Regions from separate parts of the Homo sapiens genome. Here region 1 is linked to region 2. The links are chromatin loops, found by intact Hi-C in ENCODE. Cell type or tissue: PC-9. All regions are shown on one strand. Links, peaks and the distances in the headings refer to the core of each region. The heading gives the core; the rest is flanking DNA. Region 1 holds the start of LOC124904195 (a long non-coding RNA gene). Region 2 overlaps CACHD1 (cache domain containing 1).

The links. Hi-C counts contacts between places; a loop is a spot of excess contacts. Peaks named below come from ENCODE experiments on the same cell type or tissue, not always from the same donor. Only the 100,000 strongest peaks of a DNase experiment are listed, where the experiment ranks them.
Region 1: it touches region 2 in a loop (2.5-fold over the local background); 28 of 110 quality-filtered maps call a loop at or near these places.

The regions. Positions count from the first base shown.
Region 1 is chr1:64,552,506-64,559,118 of GRCh38, reverse strand. The region is part of intron 2 of CACHD1 (cache domain containing 1); the gene reads right to left. It overlaps LOC124904195 (a long non-coding RNA gene), which reads right to left and starts at 6,365. Exons shown (of 2, transcript XR_007066150.1): 1 at 725-6,365; 2 at 1-612. In PC-9, for the core only: no CTCF peak of the experiment used is centred there; no DNase peak of the experiment used is centred there.
Region 2 is chr1:64,471,232-64,477,844 of GRCh38, reverse strand. All of the region lies in intron 1 of CACHD1 (cache domain containing 1), which reads right to left. Among named protein-coding and RNA genes, the nearest start is that of CACHD1, 4.4 kb to the right of the region's middle. RefSeq lists enhancers at 4,016-4,801, 4,802-5,587. In PC-9, for the core only: no CTCF peak of the experiment used is centred there; no DNase peak of the experiment used is centred there.

The DNA of each region.
Region 1 (6,613 bases), core at 2,779-5,278, 80 kb before region 2:
ATAGTTCCATTTTTAGCTCTTCGAGGAATCGCCATACTGCTTTCCACAATGGTTGAACTAATTTACACTCCCACCAACAGTGTATTAGTGTTCCCTTTTCTCTGCAACCTCGCCAGCATCTGTTAATTTTTGGCTTTTTTGATGATAGCCATTCTGACTGGTGTGAGATGGTATCTCATTGTGGTTCTGATTTGCATTTCTCTAATGATCAGTGATATTGAGCTTTTCTTCATATGCTTGTTGGGAAGATGTATGTCTTCTTTTGAGAAGTGTCTGTTCACGTTCTTTGCCCACTTTTTAATGGGGTTGTTTTTCTCTTGTAAATTTGTTTAAGTTCCTTATAGATGCTAGATGTTACACCTTTGTCAGATGTATAGTTTGCAAAAATTTTCTCCCTTTCTGTAGGTTGCCTATTTACTCTGTTGATAGCTTCTTTCGCTGTGCAGAGGCTCTTACCTTCAATTAGATCCCGTTTGTCAATTTTTGCTTTTGTTGAAATTGCTCTTGGTGTCTTTGTCGTGAAATCTTTGCCTGTTCCAATGTCCAGGATGGTTATTGCTTAGCTTGTCTTCCAGAATTTTCATAGCCAAACTGGTTTTATCAAGTCAGTATCTAAATCCAAAAAGTGATAAGTGATAGGGGAAAAAAGGAAATATGGAACAAGGAAAAGGAAAATCAGGAGCATGGAAGCAAGGTGGGCTGCAGCTTTGAAAATGGTGCTCACCTCATTGAGAAGGTGACATGGGAGAACAGACTTGAAGGAGGTGAGGGCCCATGGGGATCTTCGTCTGAACAGCACCTTGTGCAAAGGAATGTGCCTGGAAAGGCAAGGAGGCAAGCGTGCTATTCCAAAGACCCAAGTTAGGAAGATTTATCAAGGAAGATGAAAAGGATCAACTGTTCAACACTAATGTTAGTTAAGTAAATGAGGAATTAGCAAAGTAGTGGTCCTTGGTGATCTTAAAGAGAGTAGATTTGTGGGATGGGTAGGACTGAAGTAGGCTTAAGAGAAAATGGCAGAGGGCCTGGTGTGGTGGCTCATGCCTGTAATCCCAGCACTTTGGGAGGCCGAGGTGGGTGGATCACAAGGTCAGGAGTTCGAGAAAAGCCTGGCCAACATGGTGAAACCCTGTCTCTACTAAAAATACAAAAATTAGCTGGGCGTGGAGGCACATGCCTGTAATCCCAGCTGCTCGAGAGGCTGAGGCAGAAGAACTGCTTGAACCCAGGAAGCGGAGGTTGCAGTTAGCCGAGATCGCTGCATTGCACTCCAGGCTGGGTGACTGGGAGAGACTCTGTTAAAATAAATAATAATAATAATAATAATAATTTTTTAAAAAGAGAAAAAGAAAAAGAAAATGGCAGAACTGGATCTAATGAGTGTGGACACCTCTTTTGATGGGTTGTGACTCAAAGGGAAACAAAGAAATTAGACAGCAGTTGGAAAGGAAAGTGGGGTCAAGAAAAGGGTCTTTTGTTTGTTTAATATAGGTGAAATGTGTTTACGTGGTGATGGATATGATCCAAAACAGATCAAAAACCGCAGAAGAGCAGGGAGAGCTGCTAGAGGAATGCCCTTGACCAGATGTCAGGTACGTCTCCTGTATAAGGAGTTCTCTCAGTTCTCTCTGACCCATTTCAAAGGAATTCTGAAATCCTCTAAAACCATCACTGCCATCAATTCAACAGTTTCTGAAACACTATGAAAATATGTTTGCAATTTCATTGAGTAAATTATTAATATAAATAATTACTAGAGCATTTGAGAAAAAGTTAAGAGTAAACTCTTGAAACAAGTCCAAGGTGGCTCTGATCCATTTAATGATCCAATCAAGCCCCCCAAGAAGCTCCTTCTCCTTTTGTTTCTTCTTTGTGTTTTGCAGACCATATTTTGCTACTTTCTGAGGCATTTGCTCAGAAATTTATTTTTCTTGATTCAAGTTCAACTTTATATAATACCCTTAAGCAAACACACAACTTAATTTTTTTTTTTTTTTCGAGATGGAGTCTTGCTCTGTTGCCCAGGCTGGAGTGCAGTGGTGTGATCTCAGCTCACTGCAAGCTCCGCCTCCCGGGCTCACGCGCCATTCTCCTGCCTCAGCCTCCCAAGTAGCTGGGACTACAGGCGCCCGCCACCACGCCCGGCTAATTTTTTGTATTTTTAGTAGAGACGGGGGTTTCACCGTGTTAGCCAGGATGGTCTCGATCTCCTGACCTCATGATCCACCCGCCTTGCCAATTTCTTAAAGTATTAAAAAATGAAGTCTATGAGAGGTGTTCCACACAAGAATGTGTGCGTGGAATTTTAATTTTTCCAAGGCTGTTGCCATAGTTTCTTTGGCAGCAAAACTACATATAGTGAACTAATTAAGGATTTAAAACACATTGTTAGACAATTTAGACCCACACTCTCTGAAGGTTAGTTTAAAAGAAATGAGTAAAAGCAAGTAAAACTGTATACCCAAGAGTAAAAAATCACAAAATGTTTTTTATTAGTGTTAATTCCTTTGCTCCCCTAACCAGAGGACATTAACAACATGTTAGATTTCCTGCCAAGTTAGATAGTATGCACAAGAAAGATCCAACTCTCAACAAGATTTGATTAGTAAAGAGGGAGGGCAAGAACCCATGGGCATCTAATTTTCATTAACCCAAAGGAGAAATAATGGATAGAAAATGCAAGCCAGAATTCTAGATAATACAAAATATACAAAACCAAGCATAAAGAAACGGTTCCCTTTCACCTAAAGGTTGTGAGCTAAAAGCACACAGGTCAATAATCTGCTTTGAATAACTAACCTATTTTTACTTTATCAAACAAATCCTATAAGCGGTTACAATTGTTCTTATAACTATTAAGAAGTGGGGAAACTGGTGAATTGCTGTTAGGAAGACTGAGTCCTCAAACAAAGTGAAAGCAGGAAATCTAGGAGGTAAGCCCATGTCACACCCTGCTTTCTTCCTGAGAATGTGGGCATAATCTGGAGACCTTGACCTTTTACTTTAATGACAGCACAGAGCACCAGGGATAGGAGATAAACCTCAGGGTTTGAAGATGGGAAACCAAGGAATCTAAATGCAGGGAGTGGTATTACCCAACCAGATTTCAAAACTTGTTATAAAACTAGTCACTAAGATAATGTGGTACTGGCACAAGGATAGATAAATAGACTAATGGAACCAAATCAAATTCATACATACACAAAAACTCAACTAATGACAGAAAACACACTGAAAACAAATGAAGAAAGTACAGATTGTTTGACAGAGATAGAATATTTGAAAACACATATGGGGGAAGAAAAGGAAATTGGATATCTACTAAAGAAAAGGAAATTGGATACCTACTTCACATCCAACACCAAAATCAATTCCAGGTGGATAAAATACTTAAATGAGGCCAGGCGGGGTGGCTCATGCCTGTAATCCCAGGACTTTGGGAGACTGAGGCGGACAGATCACCTGAGGTCAGGAGTTCAAGATCAGACCAGTCAACATGGCAAAACCCCATCTCTACTAAAACTACAAAAATTACCCGGGCATGGTGGTGGACTCCTGTAGTCCCGGCTCCTCGGGAGGCTAAGGGCAGAAGAATCCCTTGAACCCAGGAGGCGGAGGTTGCAGTGAGCTGAGATCGTGCCACTGCACTCCAGCCTGGGTGACAGAGCAAGACTCCATCTCAAAACAAACAAACAAACAAAAAGAAGTCTTAAGTGAGAGAGGCAGAAGTTTTAGAAGGCAGTATAGGAGAATATCTTTATGTCTAAAGATCGATTTTTTAAAAAACTGAGTTAAAATTAAAACGTTAATTCTTTAAAAGATAAAATGAGGCCAGCTGCAGTGGCTCATGCCTGTAATCGCAGTACTTTGGGGAGGGCAAGGATGGTGGATTGCTTGAGCTCAGGAGTTCAAGACCAGCCTGGGCAACGTGGAGAAACCCTGTCTCCACAAAAAATACAAAAATGAACTGGGCATGGTGGTGCCTGCCTGTGGTCCCAGCTATTTGGGAGGCTGAAGCGGGAGGAATGCTTGAGCCCCAAAGGTGGAGGCTGTAGTGAGCTGTGATTGCACCAAGCACTCAAACTGGAGTGACAGAGCAAAACCCTATCTCAAAACCAAACAAAACATAAAAACAATAAAATGAGATGAAAAGACAAGGAAGGCAAAAACTAAAAGGACTTATTTACGAATCATAAATCTGCACAGCAACCTAATATGGTAACTACCAGCCACATGTAGCTATTTTATTTAAAATTTAATTATCAGTAGCTCTAGACACATTTCAGTTACTCGGTAGTCATACATGGCTGGTAGCTACTCTACTTGCCCTAATATGGAACATCATCATCTCAGAAAGTTCTCTTTGGACAGCACTGATCTAGAACATATACAGCATTTTTAAACTTCTAAAATAAACAACTAAAAAACTGGACAAGGAGCATTCATAGATATTTGACAAAACAAAACCACAAAAATTTACTATAAGCATGCAAAAAGGTGTTTCAACTTCATTAGTAATCAGAGCGAGGCAAATGAAACTCGCCTGATACCATTTCAGACACCCCACATTTGGCAAAGGATTAAAAATCAGACAATATCAGATATTAAAGGAGATGCAGATAAGCAAGTGACCCATGACAGCCACTGTGGAAGCAGTCTGGCATTATTCAGTCATGTTGAACACTGACACCCAGCACTTCTACTCTAGAGAAGTGATTCTCCACCTGAGCTGAATAGTGTCACCTGCCCCACTATTTAGGGCAGTGGTGTGTGGAGACACACATACAACACACAGTTCTACCATCATTAAGTTGGCAGGAGGCCAAGGATAATAAAATTCCTGCAATTAAGGGAATTATTCCTTCTGTACTATGTACGGAGGTATGAACAAAAATCAAAACATTAGAATAAAATTTTAAAAATTAGCCAGATTTAGTGGTGTACATGTAGTCCCAACTACTCGGGAGGCTGAGGCAGGAGGATTGCTTGAGCTCAGGAGTTTGAGGCTGCAATGGGCAATGATCGTGCCACTGCACTCCAGCCTGGGCAACAGAGCGAGAACCTGTCTCTTAAAAAACAAAACAACAACAAAATTAGAAACAGCCCAAACAATGTCAGCTATAAAATGGATACATAAATTGCATATAATGGAATACCACAGAAATGGAAATAAATGACCCTTAATTACAGATGTCAACATGGGTGCTTCTAATGAATATGAAGCTGAGTGAAACTAGCAAGATATGTGAATATAAACATATGCTTAAAATTTATATAAAGAACAAAAATAGCCAAACACAAAATTAATTTGGGGATAAGTACATATAAAACAAATCAAAACAAAAAAATGCAAGGGAATTGCTAACAAAAAATTAGGATAAGGCTACCTCTGAGAGGGAGAGAGGAAGATATTCTCTTTGGAAGGTCATACAAGGGCCTTCTAAGTTTGGTAATGCTTCATTTCTTTAGCTGGGTAGTAAGTTAAGATGTTCATTTTAATATATTTATTTATATGTATGTTTTACACGTCTCCATATATTTGATAAATTTCACAACTGTTTTAAAAGCCAGCTTAATTACCTACTAGCTGGGATCCGTGGCCTTTCTGAACATTGCTAATAACAATACTGCCACCTACCTCATGGAGTTGTTCTGAAGTTCAAAGGACATAGAAGTGTGAGTGATTGTGATGGCGGATATTTTACAGAATAGGAAACATACGAGGTAAACATGTCCCTAAAGATTTCATTCTGGGTACTGTCCAGGACCACAGAGTCTAGAATGTCTAAGCAGTTATTTAAGTCAAGAAGGTACTGAAGTGTCTGTGTTCTCATTGTAGAATGAGAAATCCCGTGTTCAATTCAACCCATGGGAGAACCATCATAATGAAGTGATAGCAAATTTTTCAATAAATGCGTAAATATGAGCTTTTATTGTTATGTTGTTGTAATAATGACCACAGTACTGAAAGGATCTGGAAATCATGTCACAGAAGAAGAAATTATTTAAGACCTGTTTATACTAAAATTTAGGCTAAATGATAATAACAACGACACAACTGTCCTCATTTTTGGGATAAACAACAGACACAGATCTATTTGTTAAGTGTTCTTCCAGAGGATGGAGTGGAGAGACTGGAGGAATTTAAAAGTCAGTACCCTTCTGGTTCAAATAAAAAAGAACTTTTTGACAATCAGTAATAAGACACACAGAATAGATTGTACGATAATTCCCTTGCACTTGAATTATTCAGATAAAGACAGTTTAGCAGAGACTCCTGTATCTGATGAAAACATGTATTTTAAAAATAAACTATGTTAAATTAAAAATACAGATAATAGGCTGGGCACAGTGGCCCATGCCTGTAATCCCAGCACTTTGGAAGGCCATGGCAGGAGGATTGTTTGCGCTGAGGAGTTTGAGACCAGCCTGGGCAACATGGCAAGACCTCATCTTTACTAAAAACAACAACAAAAAATCAGCCGGGCATGTGGGCATGTGCCTGTAGTCCAAGTTACTTGAGAGGCTGAGATGGGAGGATCACTTGATCAAGCCTGGAAGATAAAGGATGCAGTGAGCTATGATCCCACCACTGCACTCCAGCATGGGCGAC
Region 2 (6,613 bases), core at 1,884-4,383:
GGCTAACAAGGTGAAACCCCGTCTCTACTAAAAATACAAAAAATTAGCCGGGCGCGGTGGCAGGCGCCTGTAGTCCCAGCTACTCGGGAGGCTGAGGCAGGAGAATGGCATGAACCCGGGAAGCAGAGCTTGCAGTGAGCCGAAATTGTGCCACTGCAGTCCGCAGTCCGGCCTGGGCGACAGAGCGAGACTCCGTCTCAAAAAAAAAAATAAAATAAAATAATAATAATAATAATAATAATAATAATAATAATAATAATCTGGGGGGAAGAGCAAGTGGAGGCAGAGGTAGAGATGAAACCAGCCTGACCATCAATTAATAACTGTCTAAGCTGGGTGAGAGGTATGTGGATATTCATATGCTATTTTATTTACTTTTGTATATGTTTTTAAATCTTTGTAGTTTAAAACTAAAGAAATAACTATGACTAGCCAGGTCTAGCATTTTCTTCAGAAAGCCCCAAGCATGGCTTTGCACCACATCCAAAGGTCCGTGAACCATATCTTAAAAACCTGGGGGCAGAGGATTGACCATATTGAAATCTGCAGGTCTACAAATTAGATTTCAGTTTCATTCAGGCTTAGGAGCTACATGTTTACCACCTTCCCGGTTCTGTGCCCTGGCACTAAATGAACTGCTCTCATATTTACATTTCTGTTTATTGACTGCTCCTACCTTAGGCCCTGAGCTAGACACTTGGTTATCCTTTAAAATATATTTACTCCCATTAGCTACATGAAATACAAAGACACTAAAGTTCAGAGTGATTTAATAACATGACAGAAGTTACACAGTTAATAACTAACTGGCTGAGTCAAAATTCTTGTCCCTGTTGTCCCTTCATATTTTGACTTTCAATAAATTCTTACTCCAAGGTCCAAGCATATCTAAAATAAATCCCACTCCATCTAATACCAAAATTCCAGAGTTCTGCAAGGTTCCTGCCTGCTCATCCACTTAAGCTCAAGGAAGGAACTCCTCAAGCAGCAACCAGAAATAGCAGCAACATGTTACTAAGTGTAAAACCATCTCCTCTCCCTCCCCCAAGCCCTTCCAGACTCAAGTACTATTGGCAGGAAAAACATAATAAGCACAAGGAATAAGGCCAGCAAAGATAGGCATTAGTGAGAAGGAAGTCCAGGAAGTGCTAAGCACAACAGAGACAGTTTATCAGAAGTCATTCAACATGCTTTTTCTTGGGCTCATTCCTGACAAGTTCAACTCAGAGTCATCCGTCAATGGACAGTTTTCTTCTATTCTAAATATCCATTTTCAAAAGAAAGCAACACAGCAGTTTTTCCACTAAGGCTTATATGGTACACAAGGCGTAGAATCAAATCACATTATTTGCATATACAGGTGATTTTTCCTTCGAAAATATTCTATATTGCGTAATTACACATTCAAATCATTCTAAACCAGCCCTGTCCTGTTATGATGCATGTGATTTAGAGGAAATTACACATCTTACCAAACATGACTGCAAATCAGCTTGCAGTTATAATAGAGCCAGCAAGATATTTATGTCCAATAACCACAGAAGCTCTAGGATAATGGCCAAAGAAATGAGACATGGGAGCCATATGAAGGGGCACAGGAGTCAGAGTCCTGTTCAGGTGTTCAAGATACACGAGCTACCTTGTCCAGTGCCACCAAAGGAATCAGAAACATCTAATGAACTACTGATTTGGCTACCCTTCATGTGTGAAGCTGCTGCTGCTGCTGCTGCTGCTGCTGCTTCCTTCAGGACTGGCCTGTGTGTGTGGACATTTCACTGAAAAGGACAATGGAGAAGTAGCTAACTTCCTTGACTTCACCAGAGGGGCTTGGGCAAGGCTCCTCTATGCTCCCATAATATCCTGTTTCTCTCTCTACCACTGCACTAACCTACTGCAGTGTAATGCCTCTATGTCTCTCGCTAACCACCTGTATCATAATGCCTCTTTTTGTGTCTATTTCCATCATTAGTTGACAGATTAAGGGCATGGACTAGGCTTTAGTCACCTGTGATTGCCAGTTTAATCTAACCCCACTTTGGGAGGCCGAGGCGGGTGGATCACGAGGTCAGGAAATCGAGACCATCCTGGCTAACATGGTGAAACCCCGTCTCTACTAAAAATACAAAAAAAATTAGCCGGGTGTCGTGGCAGGCGTCTGTAGACCCAGCTACTCAGGAGGCTGAGGCAGGAGAATGGCGTGAACCCGGTAGGCAGAGGTTGCAGTGAGCAGAGATCACGCCACTGCACTCCAGCCTGGGTGACTGAGCAAGACTCCATCTCAAAATATAAAAAATAAATAAATAAAATCTAACCCAAGACCCTTCATAGAGCAGAAGCTCCCCAAAATTTTGTTGGATATATGCGAAAATGAATAATGCAGGACAGGCACAGTAGCTCACATCTGTAATTCCAGAACTTTGGGAAGCCAAGGTGGGAGGATCACTTGAGGCCAGGAGTTCAAGACCAGCCTGGCCAACAGAGTGAGACTCCATCCCTACAAAAAATTACAAAATTAGCAGGGTGTGATGGTATGTGTGTGTAGTCTCAGCTACTCAAGAGGACTGCTTGAGCCCAGGAGTTTGAGGTTACAGTGAACTATGATCACATCACTGCACTCCAGCCTAGGTGACAGAGCAAAGATCCTGTCTCTTAAGAAAAAAAAAAAAAAAAAAAGGAAGGAATTTAGTGCATTGTTGTTTTACTGCATACAAAGAAGCGTTGCTCTTTAATTCCAGCTGTAGTCAGTATTTACAACATTGCTTTATATCTTTGACACTTCTGCCCCAGCTGAGTCCTTCAGTTCCTGAACATGCCTCTGTTCTAGCTGCTGCTTTTTCTTCAATTGGAGTTGAAGCTCCAGTTCTTGCTTCTGGTATTTCTTCTGCCCTGACTGGAAGAAACCCTGCTCCTCCCTCCCTCCCAGGCCTCATCCAGCAGCTGTCTGACCAACCTGCTGGTCTGTCTGCCAAGTTCATAGTAAGTGTGCCCAGCCCAGCAGAGTTGGGCTAACTTTAAGGCAGGCACACTGGCCTTGTGCCAGGCCCTTGCTGTTAGGAAGCCTGTACTGTCCTATAATGTTAAATGGGCCTTATAAGTGCCTGGCGAAATGGCTCCCAGAGCCAGATATGCCTTCTAACAAGCAGGCATTGTTACTTAGCTGGTTTACCTGTGCAATCTTATCTCCTCCTCGAGAATGTAAACTCCTTAAGGAGTTGTGCTGGAATACGTCCTTGTAAAATCCCCTGAATACCCAGCATAGAGCTCCATGCTCAGTAAGCTTCCAATAATCATTTCTCCATTTGAGAACAACCACATCCATCAATATTTCTCAGCCCTGGCTTAACATTAACAGATGCCTTTACATGCACTATTTCCTTTAAGTCCACAGAGCAAATCTTGAGGAAGAATCACCATCCTCAATTTTACAGATAAAATCACCCAACTTGCAAATGGCAGAGCTGGAATCCAGGTCTCTACCTACCCAATGTGGGGCTCTTTCCACTCCACGATGCTGCTTGATAAAAACTTGTTGCATGAATAAATAGGCAAAAACCCGTCTCCCTGGACACAGCCACTTACTGCTCCCAGACCTCAATGCCACCATGGCTCCTCTGCACCAGACCCATGAGGAGATGATGATTAGGTTTTTGACTTTTATCCATGATGTATGATGTCTGCTGTCAGGGGAACAGTATTCAGTGACAGCTTTCCCAGAGTACTGGCAAAATTGGTTGGCACAACTTATTTAAAGATTTTTTAAAATATATTTTGTCCATTATTAAAAAGGAACAACAAAAATCATGAGTAGGCAGCCCCCACTGGAGAATTTTCCAAGAAAATCTTCAAGGTAGACGCTTTTCAAACTGTCTTCTCTATCAGCAAGTGCGAAAACTACGTCATGGGAAACTATAGTGCTAAAAGAAGCCTAGGTTTTTGTTTTTGTAAAATTACCCCCTTGCAACTCCTTATAAGCAGTAAGTGCTGCCACTTGAAATGCTGCAAAACAACAGGCCTGGTTTGAGGGCTACTTTATAATTTCTCAAACTTTAAAATCGTCTTTCGAGAATTTCAGCAGCAGAAGCAATATAAAAGTCTGAACATTGGCTTTTTACATATAAAGAGGCCTATAGAATGTTTCTCATAAAGTGAGATGGTGTCCTGAAAGGCCTGTACTATGCTCAAAATGCCAAGGTCAAATGAAAGGAGTCAATCCCTTAAGCAAGGGAAGACATTCTTTTCCAAAGAGACACAACTATCCCCCTCTCCACCCCCACCCTGACCATCTTCGTAGGAAGTCACACCTTAAAGCCTATGTGAGGCTTACCTCTGAAAAACAGATTAGCTCCACCTCTATAAAATCCATCATGCTGCAGGGAGGGCTATATAACCTACACTTTAGGTAACTAAACCCACATAATTTCAGACCCACTGAACAAATCCCAAAGGTTTACAGATGAGAATGTGGGGCTCAAAATCTTTGTTCTAAGGCCAAAAATCTAACCTGCATTCGACTTTTTTTTTTCCGACCAGTCTAACTAAATTAAAAAGAGACACTTTCTGCAATTTTCCCAGTTAGAAGCAAGTGGCAGATCAATGTACAGCTCAAGAAGCAGAATTTAAATACAGTATGTGTGTCTCCTTTCAAAAAAGGAGAGAAGCCACTTCACATTTTGCCAGACAAAACCCTGTCCACAGGAGGTCCGTTTCCACAATGAGGTTGCAAAGGTGTTAGAAAGAGGCCAGTTGGGAGGAGATAAAGGACCATTTGGGCACAAACCCCCCACCGATCAGAGCTTTTTTTCGAAGTGTCTTTTTCAACAGGGCAGCCTTTTAAAACTACATTTGCTTAGGATCCCTACCTGAATGACAATGTGTTGGGATCCAATTTCACCTTTTGTCAAGGACTGGGTGAGAAACAGTAAAATGGCTGTCAGCATCTTAGAAAAAGCAAGTCCTTAGCTTACAAGGAAAAGGCGTGGGGGGGCGGGATAGGGGGGAATCCTAAGATTTCTTGTCCAGCCCTAGGGATGGAGTGAAGGTGGCAAGTGCCTACAAATCCTACAAGCAGAGTCCACAACTCCAATATATTAAGTTTCCTTTATTAAAAGAGGTGCCTCAATGCAAAAATACAATTGTGCTCTGAATGGAAATATTCACCACTGTTTTTTTAATCCTAGTTTTCTATCTTTTCTAAAAGTCACTTCACTCCTAAGAACTCAGCAATAATCAGAAATCAGAAAATGCATATGGAAAAAATTGCAACTGAATCTGAACCTGAAAGATCGGCATAGTTGAATGATGCATCTTAAAAGCTTATCTATTATTATGCAAATCAAGAAAACCCAACTCCATTGCACTTCAGGGCTGGGTGTCTGCAAATAAATGCAAAATTACCTTTCAAAATCCATCCACTCCTCAGTCCTCATGTCACCCTTTAAAAAATTCCGGTGGTCTTTCCCCACAGTAGAGAAGGTCTGTGGAACTTTCCTCAAGAAAATTGTAACCTCTTGGGAGGAGATTGGTGTGGGGAAGTGGAAAGAAGAGGAAGGAAGAAGGAAAAAGAAAAGAAAGAGGAGGAGAAGAACGAGAAGGAGGAGGAGGAGGAAGAAGAAGGAAGAAAGAAGAGAAGGAGAAGACGAGGAGGACGACGCGACGAAGAAGAAAGAAGTAAGAAACCTAAATCCCAAAAGTGACTTAAACACCTCTCCCGGTGGGAGGTGGAAGGAGTGGTCACAGTAGGATGGAAATCAGAAACCTATTCCAAGAACGCATTCTTGGAAACTTCAATCTTTCGAAGACCACATTCATCCCCATGATTGTTAGAATGTGTAAGAGAATGGTGTTATTTTATCTAAGAATGTTATAGCAAAGGTTTCAAGCTGGGAATGTCATCTCAACCTCTCCTAATCTAGTGGGCCTTTATGGCCAAGTGGATTAAAATAACAGCGGGGCAGAATCTCCAGGTGGTTGGTGTTCAGCAATTTTTACTACTGTTGGTCGTGAGTAACATCATCAGGATTCCTTACTAGCTGCGGGCAGTTTTTCTGTCAGCCCTCCTTCCTCTCCCGAGGAGGACGGACATGATAAACAATCTGGAGAAATGGGAACCTTATTCACTTTGCTCCCTTTTTCTTCGACCCAAAAAGGCACACACGAAACAAAAATCATACAGCAGACAGCACGCAAACTACAGCAGGATATGCGGAAAGCAACAAAAAGAGTCCCCCAGCAGGATTAGAGTCGGGAGTCTACCCAGAATCTACCAGGCCAGCCCCTCCCCCCATGCTCCCGGGAGGGGAAAGGAGCGCGGAGCCCACTCGGAGGGCCGCTCTCCGCCGGGACCTAGGTGTCCCCGGGGCAGCTGCGTACTCTGCGGCGCCTTCCCTCCCGGCGCCCATTGGTGCGCCTCGGTAGGGAGGACGCGAGGACGCGAGGACGCGGTCAAGGGGGTGGGGTGGGGACTTCGGAAAATCGTCCGAGCCAGACGGGGCTGGCTGCTCTGGGATGGGGACACAAAGGGGGAGTTTGCAGGCGTGGCAGGGTGAAAACAAGCCTACATGGGAAATGTGTGCAAATTAGAGAAGACGTGCGAGGAAACTGGAGAATCCTTGAC